7 separate regions of the Mus musculus genome follow, and regions 1, 3, 4, 5, 6 and 7 are each linked to region 2. A link is a loop called in an ENCODE intact Hi-C map of the cell type or tissue named here. Cell type or tissue: gastrocnemius. All regions are shown on one strand. Links, peaks and the distances in the headings refer to the core of each region. The heading gives the core; the rest is flanking DNA.

The links. A loop is a pair of places that touch in the nucleus more often than their neighbours do. Peaks named below come from ENCODE experiments on the same cell type or tissue, not always from the same donor. Only the 100,000 strongest peaks of a DNase experiment are listed, where the experiment ranks them.
Region 1: it touches region 2 in a loop (5-fold over the local background); 10 of 42 quality-filtered maps call a loop at or near these places.
Region 3: a loop joins it to region 2, with 4 times the contacts of the local background. A loop is called at or near these places in 15 of 42 quality-filtered maps.
Region 4: it touches region 2 in a loop (4-fold over the local background); 19 of 42 quality-filtered maps call a loop at or near these places.
Region 5: a loop joins it to region 2, with 8 times the contacts of the local background. A loop is called at or near these places in 13 of 42 quality-filtered maps.
Region 6: it touches region 2 in a loop (13-fold over the local background); 17 of 42 quality-filtered maps call a loop at or near these places.
Region 7: a loop joins it to region 2, with 6 times the contacts of the local background. A loop is called at or near these places in 7 of 42 quality-filtered maps.

Annotation. Positions count from the first base shown.
Region 1 is chr19:32,439,922-32,444,375 of GRCm38, forward strand. It overlaps the pseudogene Gm9563. Among named protein-coding and RNA genes, the nearest start is that of Gm46659, 35 kb to the right of the region's middle. In gastrocnemius, for the core only: a CTCF peak has its summit at 1,840 (motif pointing left); DNase peaks (open chromatin) are centred at 476 and 1,859.
Region 2 is chr19:31,969,443-31,973,896 of GRCm38, forward strand. No RefSeq gene overlaps it. Among named protein-coding and RNA genes, the nearest start is that of A1cf, 100 kb to the left of the region's middle. In gastrocnemius, for the core only: no CTCF peak of the experiment used is centred there; a DNase peak (open chromatin) is centred at 2,764.
Region 3 is chr19:32,102,157-32,106,610 of GRCm38, forward strand. Asah2 (N-acylsphingosine amidohydrolase 2) reads right to left here and starts at 984. Exons shown (of 24, transcript NM_018830.1): 1 at 863-984. In gastrocnemius, for the core only: no CTCF peak of the experiment used is centred there; a DNase peak (open chromatin) is centred at 2,396; H3K4me3 peaks cover 605 bases.
Region 4 is chr19:32,028,548-32,033,001 of GRCm38, forward strand. The region is part of intron 10 of Asah2 (N-acylsphingosine amidohydrolase 2); the gene reads right to left. Among named protein-coding and RNA genes, the nearest start is that of Asah2, 72 kb to the right of the region's middle. In gastrocnemius, for the core only: a CTCF peak has its summit at 2,085 (motif pointing left); a DNase peak (open chromatin) is centred at 2,088.
Region 5 is chr19:32,483,984-32,488,437 of GRCm38, forward strand. Minpp1 (multiple inositol polyphosphate histidine phosphatase 1) reads left to right here and starts at 1,786. Exons shown (of 5, transcript NM_010799.2): 1 at 1,786-2,576. The coding sequence starts at 1,958. In gastrocnemius, for the core only: a CTCF peak has its summit at 2,530; DNase peaks (open chromatin) are centred at 1,914 and 2,417; H3K4me3 peaks cover 2,257 bases; H3K27ac peaks cover 2,032 bases.
Region 6 is chr19:32,687,874-32,692,327 of GRCm38, forward strand. All of the region lies in intron 6 of Atad1 (ATPase family, AAA domain containing 1), which reads right to left. Among named protein-coding and RNA genes, the nearest start is that of Atad1, 22 kb to the right of the region's middle. In gastrocnemius, for the core only: a CTCF peak has its summit at 2,103 (motif pointing left); no DNase peak of the experiment used is centred there.
Region 7 is chr19:32,318,845-32,323,298 of GRCm38, forward strand. All of the region lies in intron 2 of Sgms1 (sphingomyelin synthase 1), which reads right to left. Among named protein-coding and RNA genes, the nearest start is that of Sgms1, 67 kb to the right of the region's middle. In gastrocnemius, for the core only: CTCF peaks have their summits at 1,685 (motif pointing left) and 3,806; DNase peaks (open chromatin) are centred at 1,677 and 3,801; H3K4me3 peaks cover 733 bases; H3K27ac peaks cover 3,561 bases.

The DNA of each region.
Region 1 (4,454 bases), core at 210-4,209, 470 kb after region 2:
CTTGAGATTCCTCCTACGTGTCTTGGAGATTGCTATTGCTCAGGAGCACCTGTTCTCCAGGCTTGAAGGCTGGCATCCAAAAGGTAGGGGCAGTTGGCTAAGTCGAGAGCGCCACCCAGGTAGCAATTTCCACAGGTGGACAGTCGGATGCTCTATGCTTTTGACTTCACTCTTTCCAGTTCTTCTGCAAGACCACAGGTGCAGTTCTTACAGGCTTTCCTCTTTTTTTTTTTTTTTCTTTTTTTCCCTTTCTCCACCTGAAGGAGCCTTCCGGGAGGCTGGATCAGGCTTCTCCAAATCTTCTGGATCTAGCAGCTCATCTGCATCAATGGGATCCTTGCTCTCATCCTCTACATCATTGGCTGCAAGGGTCCAGATCTCAGCAGCTGCAGAATCCACCACAGGCCTCACTGAAGAAGCCTTCACGTTGCTGAAAAGCTTAAGCTGGCTAGAAGAGCCCACTTCAAAGTTTGGCTTCTTGCCAGTGCCTTGGACAGGCTGTCACTGTGGTAGCCCAGGTATTCCTGCACCTCCTCGGGACTTAAAGGATTCCGTTGTAACTCATTCACTTCCACGAGGCCAGAAAGAGACAGGGACAAATGAACACAGCTTAGAGGCCATCTTTACTTTCTCACTGTTAATTACAGCTGTCTCCACTGACCTCCTCCTGGCAGAAGGATTCGCACTATCACAGCCAGAACCTCAGCGCTATGCAGAGGTGATCCCTGGGACATACCTGACAATGAACTCCAAAGCTGGAGTCATTCTGTTTGTTTGTTTGTTTGTTTTGTTTTGATTTTCCGAGACAGTGTTTCGTTGTGTAGCCCTGGCTGTCCTAGAATTCACTCTGTTAACCAGGCTTGCCTGAAACACACAGAGATCCACCTGCCTCTGTCTCCAAGCTCTAGGTTCAAAGGCGTGGGCCACTGCTACCCAGCAGAATCTGTGTTCTTTATGGACAGACTTTAACAGCTGGTTGATATTTCCCATGAGTACTTGGCCCTCACTGGCCAGTTGACCCTTGAAGTCTATCTAGTTTTTAGGCTCTCATCAGGAGATGAATTGTCCCAGAAAACTGCCACAGCTGCTCAGGGCACTCTGCCATTGCTGCAGTGCTGTGGGACCCAAAATCTGTTCCTTCCTAGCCTAAATACCCACTGTGCAGACGCAGGCTTCTTGTCTCCCTGGCTTAGTATTTTTATGGAATTCTTGAGTGTTTGAATAAGTGAGTCTTCTGATTCTTGTTACTGCTCTCTGGACTCTTTTCCTCCTGCTGGGTTGCCGTGTCCAATTTCAATATGATGGGTTTTGTTTTATATTATTATATTTTGTCATGTTTGGTTGTTATCTCTTAAAAGCCTTTTCAATCCCAGCACTTGGGAGGCAGAGACAGGCGGATTTCTGAGTTCGAGACCAGCCTGGTCTACAGAGTGAGTTCCAGGACAGCCAGAGCTACACAAAGAAACCCTGTCTCGAAAAAAACAAAACCAAAAAAATAAAATAAAATAAAATAAAATCTAATGAGAGTCAGAACGTACTGGGGGAGCAGGGCTGGGAGGAGTAGAGTGAGGGACTAGAAAATACAATTATGATATAATGTGTGAGAAAATAATCTATTTTCAGTAAAGGGAAAAAATGGGAATGGCCTAGAGATCACACGGAATACAGGTCACTTTTACATTCTATAATGATCACTTTCATGAGTATTTTCATATCATCCCCACCAATTTCTTTACCTTTTAAATAACTTAACATTGTATAAATTATTTGGAAACGACAAATGCTTAGCAAGGTTAGAGCGCAGCCTTGAAGACAGAGAAACATGTGTTGTAGGGCAATACTGCCCCCTACAGGTGCTTAGCATGCTTTGGACAAGAGAGGCTCCACCCAACCATCGGACTGTCCTGCAGCCTGAATCAGACCTGTCCTCTGTTTTGAAAAGTGTTGGGAGCCGCGCCCACATTCGCCGTTACAAGATGGCGCTGACAGCTGTGTTCTAAGTGGTAAACAAATAATCTGCGCATATGCCGAGGGTGGTTCTCCACTCCATGTGCTCTGCCTTCCCCGTGACGTCAACTCGGCCAATGGGCTGCAGCCAATCAGGGAGTGACACGTCCTAGGCGAAATATAACTCTCCTAAAAAAGGGACGGGGTTTCGTTTTCTCTCTCTCTTGCTTCTTGCACTCTGGCTCCTGAAGATGTAAGCAATAAAGCTTTGCCGCAGAAGATTCTGGTCTGTTGCGTCTTTCCTGGCCGGTCGTGAGAACGCGTCTAATAACAATTGGTGCCGAATTCCGGGACGAGAAAAAACTCGGGACTGGCGCAAGGAAGATCCCTCATTCCAGAACCAGAACTGCGGGTCGCGGTAATAAAGGTTCCCGTAAAGCAGACTGTTAAGAAGGATTCAACTACATGAATTCAGAACTTTTCAGCTGGGGGAACGAGAGTACCAGTGAGTATAGCTTTACGAGGTAAGCCTGGCCTTGAACTTTCTAAGGAAATTCAAGACAGTCTATCAGAAGTAAAGTGGAAAATGGCTTTACAAGTTATGTTTGGCCTTGAATTTTTTCTAGTGTTAGAAGCCCTTTTGTTCCTTTTCACATGTTATCAAGTGGTTAAGGCAGGGAGGATTCTAGAGGAAATTCAGGACAATCTATCAGAAGTAAAGTGGGGAGAGAGAGTAGGAGCAAAGAGAAAATATGGTACACAAAATAAGTATACAGGCCTTTCCAAGGGTCTTGAACCCGAGGAAAAGTTAAGGTTAGGTAGGAATACCTGGAGAGAGATTAGAAGAAAAAGAGGAAAAAGGGAAAAGAAGAAAGATCAATTAGCGGAGGTCTCTAGGAAAAGGAGCCTGTGCTCATCGCTGGATGGGCTCGGGGAGCCAGCTCTTAGTAGCTCTGAAGCAGATGAAGAATTCTCCTCTGAAGAAACAGACTGGGAGGAAGAAGCAGCTCATTATGAGAAAAAAGGGTACCAGCCAGGTAAAGTGCTAGCTAATCAGTTAAGGAAGCCAAAAGCGGCTGGCGAAGGCCAGTTTGCTGATTGGCCTCAGGGCAGTCGGCTTCAAGGTCCGCCCTATGCGGAGTCCCCGCCCTGCGTAGTGCGTCAGCCCTGCGCAGAGAGGCAGTGCGCAGAGAGGCAGTGCGCAGACTCATTCATTCCCAGAGAGGAACAAAGGAAAATACAACAGGCATTTCCGGTCTTTGAAGGAGCCGAGGGTGGGCGTGTCCACGCTCCGGTAGAATACTTACAAATTAAAGAACTTGCCGAGTCGGTCCGTAAATATGGAACCAATGCTAATTTTACCTTGGTGCAGTTAGACAGGCTTGCCGGCATGGCACTAACTCCTGCCGACTGGCAAACGGTTGTAAAAGCCGCTCTCCCTAGTATGGGCAAATATATGGAATGGAGAGCTCTTTGGCATGAAACTGCACAAGCGCAGGCCCGAGCAAACGCAGCTGCTTTGACTCCAGAGCAGAGAGATTGGACTTTTGACTTGTTAACGGGTCAGGGAGCTTATTCTGCTGATCAAACAAACTACCATTGGGGAGCTTATGCCCAAGTTTCCTCCACGGCTATTAGGGCCTGGAAGGCGCTCTCTCGAGCAGGTGAAACCACTGGGCAGTTAACAAAGATAATCCAGGGACCTCAGGAATCCTTCTCAGATTTTGTGGCCAGAATGACAGAGGCAGCAGAGCGTATTTTTGGAGAGTCAGAGCAAGCTGCGCCTCTGATAGAACAGCTAATCTATGAGCAAGCCACAAAGGAGTGCCGAGCGGCCATAGCCCCAAGAAAGAACAAAGGCTTACAAGACTGGCTCAGGGTCTGTCGAGAGCTTGGGGGACCTCTCACCAATGCAGGCTTAGCGGCCGCCATCCTCCAATCTCAGAACCGCTCCATGAGCAGAAATGATCAGAGGACATGTTTTAATTGCGGAAAGCCTGGGCATTTTAAGAAAGATTGCAGAGCTCCAGATAAACAGGGAGGGACTCTCACTCTTTGCTCTAAGTGTGGCAAGGGTTATCATAGAGCTGACCAGTGTCGCTCTGTGAGGGATATAAAGGGCAGAATTCTTCCCCCACCTGATAGTCAATCAACTGATGTGCCAAAAAACGGGTCATCGGGCCCTCGGTCCCAGGGCCCTCAAAGATATGGGAACCGGTTTGTCAGGACCCAGGAAGCAGTCAGAGAGGCGACCCAGGAAGACCCACAAGGGTGGACCTGCGTGCCGCCTCCGACTTCCTATTAATGCCTCAAATGAGTATTCAGCCGGTGCCAGTGGAGCCTATACCATCCTTGCCCCCGGGAACCATGGGCCTTATTCTCGGCCGGGGTTCACTCACCTTGCAGGGCTTAGTAGTCCACCCTGGAGTTATGGATTGTCAACATTCCCCTGAAATACAGGTCCTGTGCTCAAGCCCTAAGGGCGTTTTTTCTATTAGTAAAGGAGA
Region 2 (4,454 bases), core at 437-4,436:
AGGCTAGCTAAGCTACATAGTGAACTCAAGGCCAACCTGACCTACATCGTGAGTCCCTGGGGAAGGAGGGAGTAGAGAGAAGGGAAAGGGAAAGAATAGTGGGAGAGGGAGAGGGGGAGGAGAAAGAGGAGGAGAAGGGGAGGGAGGAGTGTAAAAGCAGAGAGGAAATAATAACAACAGTTTAGAGAAATTAAGTACCTTACCAAGAATCACATAGACAGTGGTACAAGCAAGCTTTGATCCCAGTAACGCAGAATCCAGAGCTGAGAGCTGAGGGTTTTTTTTTAACAATCTGAGTGTCTACAGAGGGGAGCCCCCTCATACCTCCCTTAAGAGGAACTGCTACCAAGAGCACCAGAGGATCTAACCCATCTTTCAAGAGAGGTTCACACTGACCCTAGTCAAGGAGTTAACACAGCAGAAACATTGGGACCAGGTCACTCTTGACCAACACAGACTCCTTCATCAAGGTGGTTTCTTAAGAATCACCTCTGGATTCCATCAAAGACTTTCTCAAGACGCTGGGGTCTAGGGACATTCTTCTCAATTATTCCTCCCTCACCTCTGGCTTTGCACCTATCTCACCTCTGTTGCAGCCTTCAAACTCCCCAACCTGTTTCTTCTTCTCCCTCACAGGTTCTGTCCCCCGAGGCATTTCTCTTATTGCGTCTACACCCATCTTGCCAATTAATTCCTGAAAGCCACAGGTGGAAGCCGAAGTGATCAGAGAACATGGACAACACAATAAGACACATCTGCCTCCTCTGCCACCCACCTGCTAGGAGGACCTGGCCCACAGAGAAAGAGGAGCACAGCTTGTCCCTCACACAGGTGGCAACCTCCTCACTACCAAAGAGTTCTCTGCTACCAACCTGCAAAGATACCCTGAAGGCAGCAATAACCACAATAATTCAATGTCTCAAGTATTTGAAGAAATTTGGAGACACTCACTTCCTACAAGGATAGCAGCTTTGGGCAGCAGCTATTGAGTTGTATTAATGTCCGAAGGGGAATAATGTAAGTGTGGTTGATGCAAAGCTGCAGGAAATGCAAGATAACCAGAGATACACTGGGGTAGGCAGTTTATGCATGGCTGTGGGAAAGCAGACAAGAGCTGAGACATCCCCGAAATATATTTTACATCATAGGTCAGGCATCCAGCCATTCCTTCCGGGATTATCTGTTCTTTTATATTCACTTCTTACTGACAAAGCTCATAATATGTGGTCTCTTCGGGACAGTATGTTTGAAAGTGGAATCACAGAGAATTAAAGTGAATTAAATCTCACTTTCATAGCTAAGAAGCCCGGAGCATTGCATAGACATGGGAAGGGACCAGAGGAAATGTGTCTTATACCTTATTCAGAATCTCTCAGGAAGCTTAGCAATTCAGATCAGGGGTACAATGATTGCCCAGCATGCAAAAACCACTGGGTTCATCCTTACTGCTACAGAAACTTTTTTCTAAGAAAGAAAATGAGAAAAAAAGAGAGAGAAAAGATAGAGGAGCAAGAGAGATGGAGAGAGGGGAAGAGGGGGAGGAAGGGGAGGAGGGGGAAGAGAGGGAGAGAATGAGAGGAGGGAGAAAGTAAGGGAGAGGGAGACAGAGATAAAGACAGAGAGGGAAGGAGAAAGACAGAGGCAGAGAGAGAGAGAGACACGGAGAGAGAGAAATTTCAAGAGAATGTCCTGGCTTTAGGAGAAGCTAGATGGACTGCTGCTGTGGAGTGAGACATAAGCCACCTTTTTTTCATTCATTACAGGTAGGACACACGATTTCCAACATCCAAGATGAAGTTGCTTATTTCTGTAACATAAGCTTTTGTGTTGTCCCTCTGATCAGCTGTGTGGCATGACAGGAGCAAACTGGTCCTACAAACCAGACATGCCGTCTCTTTCATTCCAGCCTACATTTTCTAACTGTGCCTTTTGCACCCAGCTGTCCACTCTCCCAACTCCAGTCTCCTCTTCTTGTGAAGTAGAGATAGAAATCAGGAGGTTGCCATGAGGTATAGACCAGGGCACACATGCAGAATACACAACTGCCTACCTGGCAAGACAGAGACAATGGTTGGAAATGCTTTGAAAACAAATCGTCCCAGTCCAGCTACATTTAAGGGACACTAAATTAGAAAAGGTTACTTAGACGTGTGGCTTTCAGTTCCTCAAACCCTGTGTGATCTCAGCATGTGATGTAAATCCGAGAGACAGACAGAGAGAGACAGAGACAGAGACAGAGACAGACAAAGAGAGAGACAGAGAGCCTGAGTAGAATCTAATTCCTAGAGTTCTTGGATCATTGTGTGTTTCTTTTTTCATGGTACCAACATCAACAATGGCATGAAATGCCAACTTGAAATAAAAACGTAACCAATATTGCTGTCCTCCCTTCTCCCACGCGGACTTCATCATCTCCTGAACAGCATTCAAACAATGTGCCTTAGTTCTGTAATTTGAAAGACATCAGAAGTGAGGTTTTGAGTTTTTAACCTTCAGGGTTTTTTTTTTTATTTATTTAAAACACTAATTCTAAGAAAAGAAACAAATGATTTAATGTACATTGTCAGCATGCATGATTATACTCTACACTAAATTAAAAATAACAGTGAGACCTTCTCAGAAGGGTTCAATCAAAACATTGCCTTGCAAATAAACTAGATTATGATATGCAAAAATGCGCTTTTCAGAAAAAAAAAACGATATCCTCCAGGGTCCCCATGTGCACGTCAAAGCCTCTATACACTTCCTTTCTGGCTCAGTAGGTGGCGCTGCAGATCCAGCAAAGGGAGAGTTCGCTTGTGTGCAGGCATTGCACCCTAGCTAGGGTGAATGTGTCTCTTTTCTCTGCCCTCTCCTGAGCAGAGGTGTCTGCCTGCTGAGAGAGAAGCTGGTTAGTTTGTTGGAGTAGGACATGGGGTCATGCAGTCTACGGAATGGTTTTCTGTCCCTCCTGGAAATTCTATTCCTATATCTGACCCATTTGAAATCCAGCATTTGTAACTTTAATAATGTCTTTCATATTTATATGTCTTTGTTTCCACTGTATAGATAGTGATAAAAAACCAGGGGGGAAAAAAACTTAACAAGATAAAATTTTATTTTTAAAATGTTTCTAGTATTAGAAAAACGGATCTTATACATGTGCCATTAAACTTGTGTCTCAAAAAGGTTATTTACACAATGCCATGGATGGAGAAGGACAACCTAACTCAGGCCTTGCCCACGTGAAACAATGTTCTCCCATCACAGCCATTGTTCCCACAGACCCAAGCACCATCCCTCAACCCTTTTAATTCCCGTCTACAAGCAGCTGCTGTATGTCTGTCAAGAAAACCACGAAAGATGAAACCTATTTACAATACCTGCCATAGACTTGCAAGGTCAAATCCTAGACAAGACTCAGAGCTTTGAAGAAGCATCCAAGGTGTAGGTTTATGTCCTAGTTATGGCTTCTATTGCTGTGATAGAGACCACAGCCAAAAGCTAGTTGGGGTTGGGAAAGGGATGAGTTTACTTCATCCTATGCTTCTGCATCATAGCCCATCATCAAGGATGGGCTTTTAGGCAATTGGTATTCTGTGGCATGCAGGGAGTAACAGGTGCCACCATGTTGGCTCAAATGTAAGTTTCACAACAGTACAAATGAAAAGAGTAATCACTGGAAGTGAGCTATCACAGCCCACTATAACACAGAGAAGCAGACTCAAAATCCGCAAGAGCAACTAGAACCGCAATCAAATCAATGGTGATTTAATTTCAGCAATACGGACTCATGCATCCCTTTAAATAATTATTATTTGAGTCTCTCTGGCTTGTGGTTTTTCACGGTGTATTAATATTTTAAACTTATTTATACTTACATAAGATTATGAAATAAAACAAATTTTTGCCTAATTTCTTTCCATACACTTAATAACACTTAATGGAGAGAGAGTGTATCAGAAAACATGATACTTGTGAGGACTATTTCTTTTCCACTTAATTTCCATGGCAGTCATCACTCAAGGTTAACATCCCACATTTCACTTGGGAGCTAGCCACAGATGCTGGGGTCTAAGGTCCAAGGTCCCATCCTCACTGGAGCTGCCCCGAGCCATCTGTCTACTTTTACCACACAGCTGGCTGAGCATCCATATCACCAAATGTCATCTAGGACCCCAACTTATTTTCACACATTTTAGATCTCTAGAGATATGCTGCCTCACCTGTGTGTAGTTCTGGCCCACCATGGCATTGAAAAGAACACCTTTCTGCTTAGAAAGCCAAATTCAACCTCAAGACAAATCAAGGCTTAGACAAACTATGAAGAAGCCATATAACTTAGACTCTTCTTACGGAGAAGCACCAAAGATGGAACAGAAATTGCAGCAGGATTCCTTTTTCCTGAAACATGCTACCTGGTTCTAGGTACAAAAGGAAAAAAAGGGGGGATTGCCACGCACCCTCCAGTGAAG
Region 3 (4,454 bases), core at 425-4,424, 130 kb after region 2:
GACCTAAACGTCGATTGCCTTGCATTTTACCTGCACCATGCATTCCGGGAAGTTTGCAAATATCTATACCGTCATCGGTGTGCACAGTGCTTCTAGACTGTACCTTCACACCACATCGGGACCCTGAAAAACTTTAAGCTAAAACCTTGTATTCCTTGAAATTCCATTCAGTTCAAGTCTTTGAAGATTATTTCTAGTCTGTTTTGAGTTTCAGATGCGTTTCCACGAACAAAATAAAAGGTTCGTGAAGTAATACCGATACCCAGCTGAGCACGTAGAGACTGATTAGAAGTCATGACATGCTGAAGGATGTTTCCGGTCACACTGTGTGTGCTGGGGCTAAAGTAGTCAGGTTGTAGGAGAGGAGAAAGCATTCGGTCTTAGATGATGCCTCCCTCCCTCCCTCGGGCTTCCGATGAATTATAGAAGTTTGCTCTCCGAGTCTGGGGTTTTAAATCGTATCTTCCAAAATGGGCAGGAAAATGTGTTTCTGCCTCCTGCATCTACCAATTCAACAAACAACTTCAAATATTTACCTCTAAGTATAGATTTCCAGTAGAGATAGCAAAAAACTACCGTTTGAATCCCACTGCGATCGTGACATTCAAATGACCTGACGCTGCAGCACTAGAATTCAGATCAGTTTAAAGACAATCCCCAGCATCCGAGATGCAGCTTAAATGAGGATGGAGAAATCTGCAAACGCTCACCCCTGCACCCTGGGCTCTTATTTTCACGATAGAATGCAGGCTAATAGACAACTGCCCTTTCTCCAAGGGACCTTGTTTGCAAACAGGAACAAGCATTGCTTTGTTCTCTTGAGAGAAAACAATACAGCATCAATCAAAGCAAAGCCACGTACCCAAACCCGCTGCTGCAGCTGCTCATTCAAACCCCCGCATATCTATCGTTCACGGGCAAACCAGAGTGCCTGCTGGGATGCTTGTGTATCCTCTGCCCGGCTCTTCAGAACACCGCTGCAGGTTAACTCTTGGAGGCTGGAAGCTCTAACCCAGAAAGCCAAGGCTCTGTAACTTAACCACTTACACGCTGACTCATTCAGCAGACACGGTGCACTCTGCTAAGCCTGCTGATGGATGAACACTTGTACCATTCTTGGAAGGTAACACCTAGAACAGTGTTTCTCAACCTGCACTTCAGGACCCTTTTGGTAGGAAGACCCTTTCACAGGGGTCACAGGTCAGATATCCTGCCTATCTGATATTGATAGTGATTCATTACAGTAGCAAAATTACAGTTATGAAGTAGCAACAAAAATAATGTTATGGTTGGGGGGGGGGGGTCACCGCAACATGAGGAACTGTAGTAAGGGGTAGAGGCATTAGGAAGGGTGAGAACCACGGCCCTAGAGGCTGTCTTTTTCCACCATGAACAAACATCATCATTCGCTCAGCCCAACCTGCTTGTCCTCTGTGATTTGGAAAGCAAGCAGTTCATTGCCAAGGATATCAATTGCGTGCCACAGAGACAAAAGTAGACAGTCGCTGCAGAGGCTGGAGTAAAGAACATTTTGAATAAAGGACATACATTCTAGGAAAGACGTTTCTGGACAGATTGCAACTTGATGGAGAAGATTATTATTCACATGTAGTAAACATACCTTAGTAATTTGGATAAACAGATAAAGCTATATTTATATTTCCCATAACACCCCTCCAGGCAACCGCCCCCCCCCCAAAAAAAAAAACAAACCCCAGCTTCTTGCAATATTGCCCTACAGTTACCAGGGCTCCTAGTAGGGCAGGTAGGGGAGTTGAAGAGGGTCAATCTTCTGAGCCTTTGGGAGTTGCTTTACAAGTATGAAAGTCAGGGACAGAAAGCAAAGCCAGTATAGGATCAACTTCTGTTTTTTGTTGTTTCCTTCTGGGCCTTTTCTTCTTGGGACAGGTAATCATGGTATTTTCATAGCCTCGACTCACAGCCATGCCCTGGCCTCCTGGGCCTCTGGAGTGATGGTATTTCAGAAATGTGTCCCATGCTTGGTCCTGGCTCTGGTCTTTGCAGTTTACCTCATCCCCCCCACTCCCCCATGTCGCTATACAGAAGCCTCATGTACCTAGAATCCCCAAAGAAGACTGCTCCTCTTGGCTTATAAATGGGTTGCTACATAGAGTGCCAAGGCATAAATCAAGGTATAGCAAGCCTCTAGCTTTCTTCAGGCTACAGAGTTCGCTGTGGCCTCAGAAGGAAGTAAAAAGTTAAGTACAAAGCTGGCAGGTGTGACAGTGTTTGCTAAAGACTGAGCTATTACAGGTAATCATCCCTCCATGGGGAGACCCGGAAGGCCAGCAGGAGCCTTGGCCCTTTCTCCTCCTCTCTGCCATCTGGAACGGCAAGGGCTGCCTTCTGAGGTTTATTTTCTGCTAACTGGGCTCCTAGGCACCAGGGCCTCCTTTGCCTAAACTTCGTCTACCCTGGGAGTCTCAAAGCTTCCAGAAAAGAGTGCAATCTACCTGTGAAGAAGGGGAGAGCACAGACCACCTGGGGAGCAGAAAGGACACTAACAAAGGCAGCTACATTGAAGCTTGCCTCACACCAGCAAATGTGCTGACCACTTTAAATGTACTTCGTAAGAAAGATCACCAGAAATGCCAGAAAAATCCGGGTTTCCTACTCCTTCCCAGTCTACCCTATGGTCAGGGCTGCCCTGTACCTGAAATCTGAGCTAAGAGAAATCAAAAGTGACAGAATTGATCCCACAGAGCAAACTGAGAAGGGGGACCCCTATCAATAAAGTGACCAGAGGAGGCTGGGAAGACACAGCACAGAAGAGAAAACGGAACGGGAGTGTCAGGATGTCTAATTTCAGTTTTATCGAGAAAGATCATCATTTCTTCCTTAAGGAAAATCCATCACCAACCCATTTGGACATCTTAATTTTGTTTTGTCATCTGTAATTACTGTGACGTGCTCACAGCTGGTCCCATTTCCTAATTCTCGGACTGGAGCCAGATGACATGTGTGTTCAACTTATGAGAGTTAAGGAGCGTCACCTGTGAGCATGTGATACTTGAGCGACGTTTATCATTTTATTTTATTCTGTCAAGTAAAAAGTAGGAAGTCTCTCTGATTGGAGCTAAAGTAACAATAACAGTAACAAATTCAATAACAGTAACAATGATGGATGTTATTATCGCAACACAGACCGGCCAAGGAGGGTGTCCCAGCTGTTCATTATCTTAGGATCCAAGGACAGCTTAAGGATCCATATCTGGCCCTGCTAGAGGAACAGGGCACCTGTGTCCACAATCATATTTAAGAGCAAGAAAAACTTCCAAGAAGTTGCTCTAGGAATTTCTTGTAAAATTAAATATAAGCTCAGAAAGTTGGACATAGCTCTACTGAAAGATTCAGCAATACCACTCCTGGGCATATACGCAGAAGATGCTCCAACTTGTAATAAGGACACATGCTCCACTATGTTCATAGCAGCCTTATTTATAATAGCCAGAAGCTGGAAAGAACCCAGATGTCCCTCAACAGAGGAATGGATACAGAAAATTTACTCAGCTATTAAAAACAATGAATTCATGAAATTCTTAGACAAATGGATGGATCTGGAGGATATCCTAAGTAAGGTAACCCAATCACAAAAGAACACAAATGATATGTATTCACTGATAAGAGGATATTAGCCCAGAAGCTCAGAATACCCAAGATACAATTTCCAAAACACATGAAACTCAAGAAGAAGGAAGACCAAAGTGTGGGTACTTCGATCCTTCTCAGAAGGAGTAACAAAATACCCATGGAAGGAGTTACAGAGACAAAGTTTGGAGCAGAGACTGAAGGAATGACCATCCAGAGACTGCCCCACCTGGGGATCCATCCCATAAACAGCCACCAAACCCAGACACTATTGCAGATGTCAACAAGAGCTTGCTGACACGAGCCTGATATAGCTATCTTCTAAGAGGCTCTGCCAGTGCCTGGCAAATACAGAAGTGGATGCTCACAGCCATCCGTTAGACGGAGCATAGGGTTCCCAATGAAGGAGCTCGAGAAAGGACCCAAGGAGCTAAAGGGGTTTGCAGCCCCATAAGAGGAACAACAATATGAACGAACCAGTAACCCCAGAGCTCCCTGGGACTAAACCACCAATCAAAGAAAACACATGGTGGGACTCATGGCTCTTTTTATTAGATATTTTCTATGTAGCAGAGGATGGCCTAGTTGGTCATCAATGGGAGGAGAGGCCCTTGGTCCTGTGAAGGTTCTATGCCCCAGTATAGAGAAACACCTGGGTCAGGAAGCAGGAGTTGGGTAGTGGGGGGAGGGGGAGAGGATAGGGGATTTTCAGAGGGGAAACTAGGAAAGGGGATAACATTTGAAATGTAAATAAAGAAAATATCTAATAAAAAAGGAAAAAAATTAAATATAAGTCTACCACCACAGCCCATCAATTCACACCTCCATATTTATCCACAGGAAAA
Region 4 (4,454 bases), core at 67-4,066, 59 kb after region 2:
CTGGTCATTCTGCCCTGTGTTCATTCACTTGCTCATTTGATGGAAAATGAGGCATCAGCTCACCTTGAGAAATGCTTCAGAACATGTGGTAATGGACTCTCGAAGGAAATGAAATGGTTCATGCAAAGGCTACAGATGTGAAGAGATGTGTCCAGAGAATGGGCAGGTGAGCAGGGGGCAAAGCAGAAGAGGCTGGACAAAGGGGAGTAGCCACTGGACAAGGCAGACCACCCAAATGTCAAGCCACTGAAGCCCAAAGGATAACTGTCACTGTGTTAATTCTCAAGGAATGCACACCTTGTTGTGTTTTCTGCATCAAGGAAGTCACAATTACCCACACTAATGCCTGTGGAGAAATCAACTGCTAAGAATTTCTCTTGATTAGAATACAGATTTAATTTATTTATTTCATCTACTTTCGGGGTTAGAAGATCTGCTCACTTGCAATAAGTATTCAAACTGTCATCTGAATTGTAGAAAAAGAAGATATATTATTTTTCTTCTCTCCCCTTTGAAACGTATGCTATTAAAATGCTGGTGTGTCACAACATCTAAAGCACTACGGTAGTAGTGAATATTGATAAACACATACAGAGACAGTCACATTAGCTTTGAATGGCCATATGGCTACAATTCATTTTATCTGTTAGAAAGAATATTCTTTAAAGCAAAGTTCCAATGAGAGGAGGAAAAACTTAGTTTCTCAGAAGGCGTTCAAATGAGACATACAAGGATGAAAATGTTCCTGGTGGGAAATGCTTTAAAAATGAGGGTGACATCATACCCAACTGTCAGAAAGGACAGGGAACGCTATTCAAGTCACTGTAATGCAATCAAGAGCCTTCCCAGAGAGCAAATCCCAGGGAGCACTTCCACTACAAACCTCTTCGCTACAAAGCTCACTACAAAATCCCAGAGACGGAAAAGCGATAAACTTCAGCTGGATTTATAAATAAAGAAGCATCATAATAAGACAGCATAAATAAGTTTTTCTCCTGAACAAATAAGACATTGGAGGAGGAAGACCCTGGAGTTAAGGACTGAATATGAAATGTGTTTCTACTCTGGAAAGCTCTTAAATATTCTAAAACAATAACAAGCCTAGCAAAAGTTCCATTCACAGCTCTGGGCCTAGGGAATAAACTTTATATAAACTGTACCCTGTGTAGCAGGTACAGACAGGGGGCCCCTGGGAACATAACTCCAGTCTCTCTTAGTTCACTGAGTCGGAAACCTCAGTCAGTCCAGAAAAGGCAAAAAGAAGGAATGGATTGGTAAGACATCTTGCAAGAGCCTCTGTACTAGCTGTAGGCCAATCCAGACTAAATGTTCACAGACAAGGAAATGACATTCAAAAGTTGAGTTCATGAAGTTTCATGGGAACTCTTTGAACAATACAAAAAGTTATCCTGAGTTTATAATCAAAGTAAAGCTTCAATAAGACCACACCTGCTTAGCACGGGCCCTAAATCTGATGGCTGACATACTTAAACAATAGAAAAAAACAGAACAAACAAACAATATGAAGCAATGCCCAGAGCCTAAAGGAAACATGACATGAGGATGAAGGACACCCTGGAGTGCTGTGTCCACAGGCGAGAAAGCCAAGGATTGACGGCCACCAGTAAAAGCTAAGAACAGCCGGGCACAGATTCTCCCTCAAAGGAAGGAACTAACCCCATCAATGCCTTGGTTTTGGATTTCTGATCTCCTGATGTATTAGAGAACAAGATAAAAGTCCCTCTATCCATGATTAGCCTCCAAGAGAAAGTAATACACAGAGTATATATTATAGTGGCTAAGATACCAACTCCAGAGTGAGGGTCAAGCAGCATTCACTAATTTGAACCAGAGCTTTTAATGTCTGTAACAGAAATCATAAGTGCTTGAGATAATATCTACCTCTGAGGGTACTATTACTGATAGTCTGGTAATGATGATCATGAAGAAAACACAAAAATCCATGAGCATAGATATTTGTAGGACTGATAGTATTAATGCAATGTTAAAATAAGCAGTGAGTGAATTACACATGCCACCCATGTATGTTAAAATGATTACATGAGGAAACTCTGCCCTCTAGTGGCAGAGATTGGATGCTCATTAAATACCCATAAGCACGTTCATTTCCCAAGCTAACTTGAAGGGTGGGGCATGTGAACCTTTTTGACTAATGATAAGCTTGCAGAAGGACCAATCAATAATCACTAGATTTCCATAAACCATCACTGTGTTAAGCTACTGGAGTTTCATGCCCTGCCTGTTGTGGTATTTGACATGAGTTATTTTAACGAAGACACCTGTGTCACCTCCCTTACAATTCTTACCTCACCCCACTGGAAAATTTGGGGGAAAGAGAAGAAAAGATGGCTCAGTGAAGGATACCGGAAGCATTATTTGGACCATAATTGGACTCAAATGGAACCGAACTCTTTCTATAATACTCAGATAAGGGAAAGACAATGAGCTGTGGTCAAAGGAGGCTTTCTGGGTTTACTGATGACAGCATCTTCCGAGTAGTTTCACATCCCCACATCTGAGGAGAGACAGACACTCTTCACTAGCCCTTTTCTTCATCCTCAAAAAATCCTGCCCAAGAAATGCCTTTGCAATGATGATGTTAGGGAGACGCTTCGCTGGTGGATTCTATCCTTATGATATGACCAAGAAATCCACAAAGGAAAACTAGGAAGCTGTCAGCAATGGTGTTCTGTGGAAATTCAGCCCAGCTAGGAAATGAAGAAAGCTGGAGGAAAACAACAGAGTTTTGACTTTGCTGAGTCTATTTCTTGTTAGGAATTGTGATGAATGATGTCACTGGCCTAGCAAGAATCAGGCTATGCTCTGATGTACATTTACATCGGGAACACAAGGAGGGGGACGCATGCAGACTGCTCGGCAGCACTGGATAGTTAGAGCTCGAAAGTTAAGTATCCCCTTGGAAGTCCAACTTCAAGTCTGCCCTCAGGTTCCAACTTCAAGGAAAGAGCTGAAGGAAATCTTTGGCAAATGCAGATTAGCTGAAGAGTTGTTATCACAATGACTAGACACATACATTCCCACATAATGCGATGCTTACATTTCAATTACAAAATATAATGGAATGTATTCTCTTATGAACATTATATATATACATATACATATGTATATGTATATATATATGAATACTATGAAAAAATTTAACTGGTAATATAAAACACTAATATTAAAACATATCCATAAGTTATTGCTTAATAAAAATAAGTAAAACTTTATATATAATAAAATCCTACCTTATAAATTAACAAATTAGCAAAAGTTTAAATGACTATGCCACAAAATGTTCACAAAAGCTGTCTCTAATCCTCAAGATTAACAGATGACTTTTTATTTAAATTATTTCCTTTAGGGCTCAGAATTTGAAAACTATGTGTGCATGAAAGTCTTTTAAATAACAAGAAACTGTGGCCACCACTAGGACAATGTCACTGCTAAAAATCATAGGACCAAAGCAAGAGAAATATGTCCTGGTTATTAAGGCTGGGGTGGCAAAGTCTTATGAGACAAGAGATACAGTTACCCTGAGTGGATCACTGAGAACTACAATCTGCCATGTAAAGGCAGCTTTTAAATCTTCCCCAGTTCAAAAGAGTGCGATGAGACAGGAGTAAAGCACTGTGGACAAGAAACATATCACACACAATAGGAGGCACATGAAAGTCAGGCTACAGAATGATCACTTCCTGGGATGAGACTGACCACACCCGTGGGATGCTGGAGTGCTCAAGTTTACAGCAAAGACGGACAACAGTTAGAAGCAGCAGTGCCTCACGCAAAGGGAAAAAGGAAGGTTGAAAAAATGATTTTTCAAAACCACATTGAAATGTCTGCCCCGCTTAATTAATTATATTTAATAAAACTGCACAGATTTTGAGGCAAAAATATATATAAGATATGAAGAGGGTTGCCACAAGATTTAGTGAGCACCAAACTCTGTTCAACCATCGCAGTGTGAGAATGAGCAGTATCTATATTTTTCATGGAATTTGAAAGTTTTAGTGCTTGCTGAGTGAAATCAGGTAAGCACCCACCCTTACCATATGTCTTTTTGTTCACACTTATTTTATTTTTTTTTACAATTGTTTTTGTATAGGAAGATTAACTCTTACCACATTGGGCTTATGGTAAGATAATTATGTGATTTAAAAAAAAACCATTTCCTGCCTGCTTTTCTAAATTCTTCATGTTCCTTATGGTGAAAACATTTTCTTTCCATACTGAAAAAAAAAAAATGAAATTTGTGTGGAGGAAAACAAAACAACCCCCCCCCCACAGATTTCTTCTGGTTAGGAACTTTCCCAGAAATCAATGATTAGATAAGTTCAAGGTCTCTTGTCATCTGGTTTTTATGGTTTTGATTTCTGGAGCTGGGACGCATTCTGTTATCAGTCAAGGGTCATTACTCTGGCATCTGA
Region 5 (4,454 bases), core at 184-4,183, 510 kb after region 2:
AATAACAACAGTACTTATATACACTGGGATTTTACTCACCCATATAGAAAAATGAAATTTTCCCAAAAACTGATAGAACTGGAAGACATTTAGGCTTAAAAAAGCAAACACATTCTCTCTCATGTTTGGATTTTAGTGTATATATGTGAGTGCTTGTTGACACTAGGAAACTAAAAAGGGGCCCAGGAAGAACAAAGGAAACTTTGTAAGGGTGAGGAGTGGGCATGGTTCTAGAACACATTTGATAAGGAATGAGGGACACTGGGAAAGGGCTTAAGTAGGGGATCCAAGCTGGGCCATGGAGGAGAGGTCAGGGCTGGAGGAGGTTCAGCAAAAACTAAGCATGTATGAAAAGGGCACAAGGAAACCTACTGCTTTGTAAACTATCAAAGTACAATTGAAAAAAATGTCTTATACTGAAAACAAATAACAACGCAAGCACCTTAGTCTATAAGGTGTAAGGCTTAAAATTCAATGAATACTAATTTAAGTAACCTCCTGTGAAAAGTAAGACTGGTCACGAATTTTTAGTCATTTAAACACTACAAAATGACATATCAAAAAAAAAAAAAAAAGCACAGTTCTGTTAGAATTCCCCCACTCCTGAGCCTTAAAATTTCAGCATTCAAGTTGGAATTTACTCTGGATTTTTATAACATTTTCTTCTTGGTCAGTGCTTAACAGTACAATTTTCTGTACCATTAAGTACAGATGGTAACTGTCCTTATGAGAAAGATCCAATGTGGCCAATGTGGTTAAAATCTCCTTGGGTTTGGATCATTTTATCATTTAATAATCTTCCTTAATTGTCATACATACTGAGGTTTGGGTAGGAAAAAAACAAACAAACAAGGTATTTAGATTCAAGATTTTTGAGTCCAAGATTCGGAGCTATGTGGCCTGACAGACACTCAACTGTTGGGGTTGACTCAGTGACTGAGTGCTTAATGGTTTTGAAAAAGACCCCAGTTTAGTTTACAGTACACATGACAGCTCACAACAGCCTGAAACTCCCGTTCTAGGGACTCCAACGCTTTATTCTAGCCTTCGTGGGCTCACAAATGTTGTACATATAGTCATGCTAGTTCACACATGCACATTTTAAAATCTCAACTGATTTGCATATCTAACTACATGGGAGAATATGGGTGTTTCCTCCATACAGTGATGAGGTCATATTTAATAATGGAGTGCATCTGTGAGGCCATGATTCAGTGTGCTCAAATTATAAGGACGGCTGTTTCTATTCTCTCAATGGCCTTTGGCATAAACAAGCTTACAATCTTGAGGTGGTGTGTCAGCTCTAGCCTACATTAAAATCATACTTAAATTGAAGCCCAGGGCTTAAATTTCTGAAGGAATAAGCCCCTTTCTAAATTCATGGCTCTGAGGTGTCCTGCTTATTTTCAAACTCTTAACAAGAGGGTCGGGGGAGGGCGTGTGCTTCAGGAGGTATCTTGTAAGCAAAGGCCACAGACGTTCTTTCTCGAGGGATCTTGAGACTGATCGTTCAGGGGCCACATGTTGAAAACACACCGTAAGGGACAAAAGCCATCTCCTATAGCTTCTCTTTTGGTAGAAGCCGGGCTACCTACTAGAAAAAGGAAAGGATTCATGTGTGCTCTTTTACCACACCGAAAAACCTAAACAGCTCAGGAATCTTTGAATCGGTTCCTGAGGCGCCAAGCTGCCGGACAGTCGCCCACGCTCCGGGTCAACTGACGCCGGCTCCACCTGCGCCCGGTGTCACACGCTCGTCGGAGGTTTCCGCCTCTCCACTTGTCCACACCGAAGCTCCGAGACGATCGGCCACACTCGCTCGGTGACAGCACCGGAGACCACGCTTGCCTTCTGAGGTTCCCGGGCCGGAAGTGCGCTCTGCTCCCGCCCCCGCCGGCGGATCCGGAAGTGGGGGTCGGCAAGCGGCGCGCCGCCCTCCGCGGGGCCCCCGGGCACGATGCTTCGCGGCGCGCGCAGCCACCTCCCGGCCTCGGTAGCGCCCGCCGCGGTCCTGGCTGCGGCGCTGCTCTCGTCGTTCGCGCGCTGCTCTCTCCCGGGGCGCGGCGACCCGGTGGCTTCGGTGCTCAGCCCCTACTTCGGCACGAAGACACGCTACGAAGATGCCAACCCCTGGCTGCTGGTCGATCCGGTGGCGCCGCGGCGGGACCCGGAGCTGCTGGCGGGGACCTGCACCCCGGTGCAGCTGGTCGCCCTCATCCGTCACGGCACCCGCTACCCTACGACCAAGCAGATCCGCAAGCTGAAGCAGCTGCAGGGGCTGCTGCAGACCCGCGAGTCCCGGGATGGCGGGAGCCAAGTGGCCGCCGCGCTGGCCGAGTGGCCGCTGTGGTACGGTGACTGGATGGACGGGCAGCTGGTGGAGAAGGGGCGGCAGGACATGCGACAGCTGGCCCTGCGTCTGGCTGCCCTCTTCCCAGACCTCTTCAGCCGGGAGAACTACGACCGCCTGCGGCTGATCACCAGCTCCAAGCACCGCTGTGTGGACAGCAGCGCCGCCTTCCTCCAGGGGTTGTGGCAGCATTACCACCCAGGACTGCCACCTCCCGACGTCTCAGGTGACAGCGCGCTCCGCCTTCCCTAGACTGCGGACTCCCTCATCCAGCCTCCCCTCGTGTCCCTTTTTGTCACCTCCCTTTCCCGCTTGCGTTCTCGGGACCCAGGATGTGGACTTGGTTGTCTCTGTTGTTTTAGTAATACGCTTGTCCATTCACTCATCAGGTGTGAATTCCTAGCATTTTCTGCGCAAGAGTGCAGTAGGGGACGCTGGAGACCCAGCTAGAAGGAGGGGAAAGAAAGTATCGCTTCTCGTTTTACATTCCACATTCCCAAATCGCGTTATCCCCCCGAGTGCCAACCTAGCTTCTTTTCCCTTCCTGGCAAGTAGTTTAACACCTGGGCGCACTTAATAATATAGAACTTTCTTCCTCCCAAACTGCTTGTGAGAATTGGGAGTTTTGTTGTTTTGTTTTTTTGACACAGGGTTTCTCAGCCCTGGTTGTCCTGGACTCGCTTTGTAGGCTATGCTGGCTTCACAGAGATCCACCTGCCTCTGCCTCCTGAGGGCTGGGATCACAGGACTTTTGGCTTTTTTGTTGTTGTTGTTGTTAACAACATCTTTTCCTGTGTTTCGACATTTACAAGGATTTTTTAGGAAGCTGCTCCTCAAAGCCTCTTTAAGCCTTACTTAGGGTTAGGGTACCCTGTTTCGTTCTTGTGTTTGCTGTAGTTTCCCTTGTTGTAGCTGTGGTCCGTAGTCACATGTATATTACCTCACCTACTTATTCCATTATTATACGGCTTCGGGATTTCGGGGCACAAGTAGTGGAATCCTCATTTCACAGGTGAAGAAGCCAAGAGTGTGTCCCCTTCATCACCCTTATATAGTGGTGAACTAGTCAGGCCCAGTATCCAGATTTGTGGCTTTTCTAGAGTGGTGAGTTTTCCTTCGGAAAATGTTTTAGCTGTTGCGGCAAACGGTAACGCTTTCTGTGTGCCGAGCATCCTGTACACTGGGCACTTAACACTGCTTTATGAAGTTGCTAAGTGTGTCCCCTGCCAATCTCACGCACAAGAAATGAAGCAAAAGGTACCAAATAATTTGCAGATTTTCATACAGTTAGACAAGGACCTAGGGAATCTTATATAGAGCTTGCTCTCAACGCTATGCATACGGCTTCCCTGTAAGATAACTTGAAGAAAATAGCGTGGGGGTTAGGAGTGGATAAGTGTTAGCAACTGCTTATCAGTTTGAGCCTCAGAGAACTGAAGCAAGGACATTAGCCGACAAAGACTCAAACAACAGAAAAATTCAGTTTCCCATTTCTCCCCTAATACTTAAAAACCTCTTAGAGATTTCCACATGGTTGTGTGTTGTGTTACTAATTTGAATAACTCAACTGGCTGATGTATGTATGTATGTATGCTTATTTGTTGAGTATGCTTTTTAATTATGGCTACTTTTTTTTTCTCATTAGATTGAGTGAACATCTTCCTAAATCCATTCAAATGAACTTGAGTGTCAAAACTAGAACATTTAAAGTAGCACAACAGGGCTGCTGAGATGGCTCAGCAGGTTCAGGGGCTTGCAGCCACGCCTGACGCCCTGTGTCGGGTCCCTGGGTGCATGTTGTGAAAGGGAGAACTGAGTCATGCTAGTTGCACACTAAATGAACACCAATAAATCTCTTTTTTTCCAATTTTTTATTAGATATTTTCTTCATTTACATTTCATATACTATCCGGAAAGTCCCTTATACCCTCCCCCCGCCCTGCTCCCCTACCCACTCACTCCCTCTTCTTTGTCCTGGTGTTCCCCTGTACTGGGGCATATAAAGTTTGCAAGACCAATGGGCCTCTCTTCCCAATGATGGCCAACTAGGCCATCCTCTGCTACATATGCAGCTAGAGACATGAACTCTGGGGGTACTGGTTAG
Region 6 (4,454 bases), core at 83-4,082, 720 kb after region 2:
GCTAAATTTAAACCTTACAGGATTTAACTTCAAATGAAAGCTGGGAACCAAAGCAAGCATGAAACTCTGACAAGGGCTATGGTGGCTCGCAGAGGGCTGCTTGCCCAGCATGTAAGAGGCTCTGTGCTCACCCCAACCCTCAGAGACAACAGAAGCTCTGAAAGGAGGGGGAAAGAAAACTTCTAAAACATCGGGGATGGTGGAATTACAGGGCTGGAAATGGAGAGGAGCCTAAGGAAAAAAAAGGTCCAGCAACAGGCCCAATGTGGGATCCAGCTCAAGGGAAGGCCCCAAGGCCTGATACTATTACTGAAGCTATAGAACGCTCACAAAAAGGGACCTATCATGACTGCCCTCCAAAAGATCCAACAAGCAGCTGAAAAGTCAGATGCAGATTTGCACCCAACCAATGGACAGAGCAGCTGACCCCTGTTGTTGAATTAGGGAAGGCTGAAAGAAGCTGAGGAGGAGGGTGACCCTATAGGAGGACCAGCAGTCTCTATCTGGGCCCCTGAGATCTCTTAAACACTGGACCACCAACCAGGCAGCATACACCAGCTGATATGAGTGAGGCCCCCAACACACATACAGTAGACTTCTTCCAGGTCTGTGTTCATTCAGAGATAAAGCACCTAGCCCTCCAGAGACTAGAGGCCCAGGGAGTTTAGAGGTCAGGTGGGGTGGGGGTGGGGGCATCCACGTGGAGACGGGGTGGGATGGGGAGGAGATATGGGATGGGGAGGGGCGGAGAATGAAACATGGAGTATAAAAAATGAATTACAGATAAATTTTTTTTAAAAAAGGAAAAATTCTAAAGGAGAAAATATGCTATCAGTCCTACCAACTTCTGAGTCTATTAGTTACCTTTTAAAAAATACAGAAATGGCCGGGCGAGGTGGCACACGCCTTTAATCCCAGCACTCGGGAAGCAAAGGCAGGTGGATTTCTGAATTCGAGGCCAGCCTGGTCTACAAAGTGAGCTCCAGGACAGCCAGGGCTACACAGAGAAACCCTGTCTCGAAAAACCAAAAAAAAAATAAAACAAAATAAAATAAAAAATACAGAAATGAAAACAACTTTAGAGGTTGGAGAGATTGCTCAGTGGTTAAGAGAACTGGCTGCTCTTCAAGAGGATCTGAGTTCAGTTCCCAGTATACACATGGCACCTCGAAACTGTCTGCAGCTCCAGTTCCAGGGAATCTGACACCCTCACACAGACACACATGCAGGCAAAATACCAATGCACAATTTTAAAAAATTAAAAAGAAAAACAATTTTTAAAAATCAACAAAAATAAAAACAAAGATGTTCTAAAGAAGGAAAGGTCTTGGCTTGTTTTTTTGAAACAGGGTATCGGGCTGGTGAGATGGCTCAGTGGTTAAGAGCACCCGACTGCTCTTCCAAAGGTCCAGAGTTCAAATCCCAGCAACCACATGGTGGCTCACAACCATCCGTAATGAGATCTGACTCCCTCTTCTGGTGTGTCTGAAGACAGCTACAATGTACTTACATATAATAATAAATAAATCTTTAAAAAAAAAAAAAAGAAAGAAACAGGGTGTCATTATGCAGTGCTGTCTGCCTTGGAATTCTAGCCTCACACTCACATCACAGCTCTGCCCGCCTCTAGTCCTCAGTGCTTAGGTAAGACACTTGTCACCACACTTGGTGACAATTTCATAAGGATATAAATAACCTAACGGCAGATATACCTGCTATATACAAACATAATATTATTATATAGGAATATACTTATCTAGAATCACTAGTACTATTTCTGCCTGACAGTTTTAGATTTCTCAAATAACTCTAAAGTAAATTAAACTATCTACCAAATTTTATATTCTAGTTTTGCTTTTTTTTTTTTTTTTTTTTTTGGTTTTTCAAGACAGGGTTTCTCTGTAAAGCCCTGGCTGTCCTGCAACTTACTTTGTAGACCAGGCTGGCCTCGAACTCAGAAATATGCCTGCCTCTACCTCCCGAGTGCTGTAATTAAAGGCGTGCACCACCACGCCCGGCCTATTTTTACTCTTTACATGTAATGATATTTAAAATTACAGGGTAAAATTATTGTTAATTAGCCAAGTCTGCCATCTAGAGGGGACAAATGTAAGTACAAATACATATTTAAATTCCACGACATTATGCAAGTCTGTATATGGATCAAGTGGTCCTAAAACAAAATCTTACCACTCTGATTCTTTTATTTTTATTTTCTACATTTTGTTTGATTAAAGTAATAAATTTAAAATGTCTACCAAATGTAAAAGATGGGTAAAAGTGACTAAATGAGCTATTAATCGAATAAGGGAAAAAGTACAAGTTCATGTTAGTGTGCGCCTTTAATCCCAGCACAAAAAGACAAGCAGATCCCTGAGTTAAGTCCAGCATTGTGTACATAGTGAATTTCAGACCAATCAGGGTTACAGAGTAAGACCCCTCCTCGTTCAAAACAAAAAAAGTACAAGGGTATTTTGATATACTGTTAGGAGGAATGTGAACTAATATTGAACAAAGCTTGTTGAAAACTGCAAAAACCACAAAAAGCACCGTGTGTATCTACAGCAATGCTCTAAAAAGTAGACACAAAAAAATAAATAAAAAGTAGACACAAAAAAATAAATAAATAAAAAGTAGACACAAAAGCAAAACCTTAAAAAAAGTGTGCTAAGGGAACTGGAGAGATGGCTCAACAGTTAAGAGAACTGGCTACTCTGTATACAGAGTACTCATATATATAAAAATACATAAATCTCTAAAAAGCCAGCAAACCTAACATTACACTTCAAATCTTTATTTATGAAGATACTGAAAACACCATTATTCTTTATGTCTCACTTCTCTAAGAAGGAAGACTGTATCATTAGTTGCTAAGGTGCCAGCTGTCATGACAGGCTTCATCCACCACTTACTGTTGTTTCTTTTATGATGATACGTTTGCCAGAAAGAATCTAACGTCCAAGCATTATCTATCAACAGTCTTTGAAAACATAATCTGAAAGAAAAACTGTTTCCCAAAAAAGTAAAATACATTTAAAACTGATTCAATGGGCTGGAGAGATGGCTCAGCAGTTAAGAGCACTGACTGCTCTTACAGAGGTCCTGAGTTCAATTTCCAGCAACTACATGGTGGCTCACAACCATCTGTAATGGGGCCTGGTGTCCTCTTCTGGTGTGTCTGAAGAGAGCAATGGCGGTGTACTCATATGTATAAGATAAATAAATCTTAAAAAAAAATTAAAAAACCTCTGACTCATGATTATAAATATAAATTTTAACCTTTTCTACATACAAAAAAAGAAAAATAGCAACACTATCATTCCCTTCTTCAAGCCAAAACACATATTAATGAAATAGCAATTGTTATTTGTGGGGGAAAAAATTGTGGTTTTGCAAACCAAAATGCCACACACTGTTGAGGAGCTAGCTCCCCATGAATGGCTAGAGTCTCCTCCACTGCCTCTATACTGTACAGTCTGCTGTGAAGAAGGCATAATCCTAATACATCTTCTTGCACATGGCCTAACTGTCCAACCACTCAAACACATTAAACATTATTATTGGGGGCTGGAGAGATGGCTCAGTGGTTAAGAGAACCAACGGCTCTTCTGAAGGTCGTGAGTTCAAATTCCAGCAACCACATGGTGGCTCACAACCATCCGTAAAAAGATCTGATGCCCTCTTCTGGGGTATCTGAAAACAGCTACAGTGTACCATATAATAAATAAAGACATCTTTAGAAAACAAAAACAAAAACAAAAACAAAAACAAAACATTATTATTTAGGAAATTAATTTTGGGCAGTTTGTAAGGTATTTCCATTAATAAACCTTACACTTTATTTTACTGAGTTTCTGTGTAGCCTTTGCTGACAGGGAGCTCACTATACAGACAGACTAGACCTCCAACATATAAAGATCCACTTGTGTTAGCCTCCAAGGAGTGAGATTAAAGACATGTGTCACCATACCTGGCTTATTTCTAAGACAGGGTCTTACTATACAGACATGACTGACCTACGCTCACTAAGTAAATCAGGCAGGTATCACACTGCAATGGCTCTCGTACCAACATTCTACAAGCTGAGGTTACAGGCATGCACCACTGGTCTACACCAATCTTATATATTCATTAAAGCCAACTATTAACAGGAAATGTTCCATAAGTGTCACCCTCATTTATAATGTGGTTTCTTCTCTAACCATTATACTAACTAAAGGCTGTTCCCCTCATCATAAAACTGTATTTCAAAGAGGTGATGAAAAGGACACATTCTCATTTTCTGGAGAATAATATGAGTTCTGAATCTGAGTTCCAATTTATGGTACTAGGATGACATCAAGAGACTCACTTGTATGATGTGTACATCAGACACTCTACAGGTTAGGGAAACTTATGAGAAATGGCTATAGAAAGCCTGGGCTCTTGGGTAGCAACCCAATGTGCAGAGCCAG
Region 7 (4,454 bases), core at 104-4,103, 350 kb after region 2:
AACTGTAAAAGCAGTTAGCAATATTGTTTTTGAAATTAGGTGCATACTTGTACAGGACAGATGAAAGGTCTTAATTCTGTCATCATGTGCCAGGCCTATCAATGGCCTATTGAATGGAATTTACATCATAATCCCTAAAACCTATGCATGTTTCTTTACAAAGTAAAAAGGGAGGGCAGCAAGGGGTTGGGGAAAGGGGCTTTTACAAATGCAATTAGGCTAAAGATATTGCATTGGAGAGGCCTGGTTTGTCCCAATATACAGTCAAAAGTGTCCTCAACATGTAGGAACCAGCCTGATACCAAATACAAGGGGTGTTGGGGAGAAAGGCAACTGATCTCCCAGAGACAAATAAATCAGCCCAAGAAAAGGAATTCTGGAGCCACCACAAGCTGCAAGAGAAAAGAGCAGATTCTCCTAGACCCTGCAGAGAGGGAGGGGCAGCCCTACCCACACCTTCACTTCAGACCATTAAAGCCAGTACTAGATAGACTTCAGGCCCTCAGAACTGTCAAAAAGCAAACTCGTGATGCTTAAGCTGCTGAGTTCATGATAATTTGTTGCAGCCTCCACATAGCCAGATGACTTACACTTGGTATCAATACTGATTTCCATGTTGTGTTTGGAGTCCTAACTCAACTCTTTAACAACTGCCACCGGGAGCAAATGTTGAATAGCTTCTCCTATTCAAGGCCCCTTGTGTTTCACAGCTTGTAAAATCTAATGGCCTGCAAGTCAGCAATGGCCACACTCAGTCGAGCTGTGCTAGCCACATACTAGAAGCATTTGACAGAAAGTAAAACACACACAGCTGGAACGCACAGAAGCCCTCATTAAGTATTCTTCAATGAAGCCCAATTACCCTTGTCCTCAATAAAGCCCCCATTAACCTTGCTTGCTGAGGTTTCACAATCCACTTAAAAGAGTATTCTAACTGATGACGAAATGTCCTGGAACTGGACTGAGCCAGCAAGACTTAAGTCATTGACTGGTTAACCACACGGCCTTGGTCAAGCTATTTGTCCTTTGTATGACTCAGGAATCTTATCTGGAAGACAGAACCAAGTTTAGTGATGTTTACATACTTGCTCTATTAATTAAACATGGAGATAGAGTTCCTCCCATGTATTTGAAATGAATCAGTAGCCAACGAGTGAAAATTCAACACATGGAAATAATTATTTGATGATCACTCCTACTCGGGGAGCTGGAGCTACTTTCACCTCAAGCTATGCCTCTTTGATCTTCCGTTTCACAAACTACAAATATTTAGCTTGCTGGACACTGAAATGACCTCAACAGAGAAAGGCAGATGGAGAAGCTCCACGTTATGCCCCTGGATCATTGCTTTTGATGTCTGGATCAATGATGAGAGTTAATGGGTCTAAGGCATGAGCTCGCTGCTGTGTTACCTTCACGGGACTCACTACAAGGCTTACATTTCCTGTTCTTGTAGCAGGTCTCCTGTATTCGTGGTCATCTGGACAGACGAAAGCAAACCACCACTGAATTCCATCTAACTGTGAGCTACTGAAGCTCCACCTGGAAGCCCTTGTATTTATTACCTGTCAGCTGTGCTCACAGCAGCGAAAGCAAACCATTCTCTAAAGCTCAGTGAAGCAGGCGCACAGTGAGGCCAGTTGCAACAACAGTCACCAGTTGTCACCACCCCCAAGCGCCACCTGCTGCCACATCTGATATCACAGCTTACACTGATGATTCAGAAGGTAGACTGCATCACACCTTAGGGCAAACATCAGCTCACCTTATGACCATACATCTGGACAGACATCAGACTTGATTCCTTCCGGAGGAACTTTTTGCAGGGTGTGGTAGCTCCTGCTGGTAATGCCAGGATTTGAGAGATAGAAGGTGGAGAATAAAGAATTTAACACAAGCCTGTACTCCACAGGAAAACTGACTTAACAACAACACAAGGCTGGAGATGTAACTCAATGACTGACTGAGCAAGTGTTTGCCTAGTATGAATTGAGTGCCTACAAAAGTAACAGACAGACAGGCAGGCAGGCAGACAGAGAGACACTAGTCCCCAGCTATATTGCCTTAGGCACCAATACCAGCTACCAGCAGAAATAAACCCAATTAAAGGTTCTGATAAAGAAAACAAATAAGCCTTGATGCTAGCTACATTTAAGAAACAAAAACCAGAGCAGTAATAACATTCCCTTGCCAGGGACAAATAGATGGAGATTCAAATAACCCAGCATCAGCAAATACACATAATAGGCTTTTCTGGTCTATAGAGACCATGGTGAGACACACCAAAATCCTAATAGACTCACAGTTCAGAAAAAGAAGCCCAAGCTAATGAAAACCTTAGTGGTAATGGTTGCTAAGAATCTCTTTATTGTTATGATTGAAGTATAGGTTACATATCCAAATGCTATGGAGGCACCCACCCTGTAGCTGGCAAGATGCAAAGCCAAAGAGCTGCGCACACACACACACACACACACACACACACACACACAGAGACAGAGACCGAGAGACCCATCCACGTCAGTATGTTCACATCTTCTTCTCACTAAATGTAGTTAGAGCACAGAATGTTAATGCAGATAACAGTCTTGGATATCTCTAGCTAAATAGAAAAACAAAACAATCTTACAACATGGAGCCGCAAAGGACATACCACCAACATCTTTCCTTCCTAGAATCCCCAGCCTTCCATATATCAGATAAGAAGCAACAGGACAAAAGTCAATGCTTCCAAGGCAAGGAAAGAGCTCAAATCAGCAGGAACCTCACAGACATCAACTCTTGAGTTTTTAATTGCAATGCCTCTAGATATTTGCTGAGAATCACCCAAGTTACTAACTTAAAATTCAGTGAGTGAGTCATGGTCTACCTACTCCTAAAGCTCAGAGTCTAATGCGGTACACCATCTCCCCAGGTTCAAGATCTTAAAAGAAAGGCAACAGAGCCTGGCTCACAAACAAGATGCTTACTATCCAACTTGAAGATGCCACTGCCGGGTCCTCCAGGGGGTCCGGTGAGCGCGGGAAGAGCACAGGATGCAGTCATGGCCTCTGCTCCAAGCCTATCCTTCTGTATGCGAGAAGCATTTGACAAGTGGAAGAACAATGAATTTCATATTTAAATCACTAATTCTGTTAGTGACTGAAGATCCTAAAAAGCTAATTAAGTATTCAGATCTTCAGTAATCCCAATTTGATTCCCAGATACAGAAAAATGTCGCCATCTAAAGATATACATTCCCTAGAGGCCAAAGCCTGCCTTCCTGGCTAGCTTTTAAAACACTTTAGGAAATTTGACCTCAAAGTAAAATCAGCAATTTAGTGGGGGAGGGAGGCTAGAGCCTCTGAAAAAACATCCTGCAGACCAACACACATTCAGAAATAAATTGATTTCTTTTCCTATTAATACACACAACTTGCTTTCTAAAACGCTGAAGCGTTTCCCACAATTCCTTAACTTAGTTGCAGCGAACGAATATCTCTTATTGCCAAGCTAGATTGTTCCAGATCGTTCCCTTTTGCTCTCTCCTTCACTGCCAGACATTAGCACAGTGACCTTGATTCTCCAAGCTCTTGGTGTGGGTTTTCATTAAATCCCAGGGGCCGGTGACAATGGCCTCCTAATGATTTCACAGTCACCAGAATCACCCTCTCCCACATACCAAACTCCCTGAGCAAGTTTCACTTACTCATTCACTGGATTCATTCAGCCAAAGTATTTCCAGAGTTTCTACTAGGTAACAGGCACAGCTCCAGGACAGAAAACAAAGCAGCGCACAGGCACACAGCACAGAAGCACCCCACAGTGGTGTTAGTCAGGCATTAGGCCTGTGCCAGGGAGGAAGCAGGAAGGGGACAGCAGGCTTAAGAGCTGTACTTCATTAAAGCAGTCAGCAAAGTCTCATTCCAGACAGGAAAAAAGAGGGGACCAACAGGCCAGGGGATGTGTATTCCAGGTAAGACAGTCACGTGTCCTCAGGAATGCAGGGCCCAGGATACAGCCTTCACAGGTGTGATCAGAGAGACCACAAAGGAACACATAGACATAGTCACAGTTGTGAAGTTCACCTGAAATGAAGCCCAAATGGTGTTTTTCTATTCAGTAATTCCTTCCAGAAATTCCCAAAGAAACTTAAAGGTTTTGAGAATATTGAAAGAGAAAAAAGTAAGGAAATACAGAATTGAGGATTTACCTTCCTGTTTGCTCAGCAATCAACACGGGACCCACCAGCATCATGTTCAAATCAACCACGGGGAACGCTTGTATTCTGGGGTGAGAGTCAATGCATCTGAGAACTGAGACAAAAGCATGAAGACACGTGTCCCCAGTGTCCCCAGTGTACCCAGTCTTCCAGTGGCGACTGTGCTCTAAGTGTGTTCTGCCGTCCCACCTCCTGCTCGGTGGGCGTCAAATCTAAGCAAAGTTAATATTAAAAAGCGAAGTAATATGCCTTG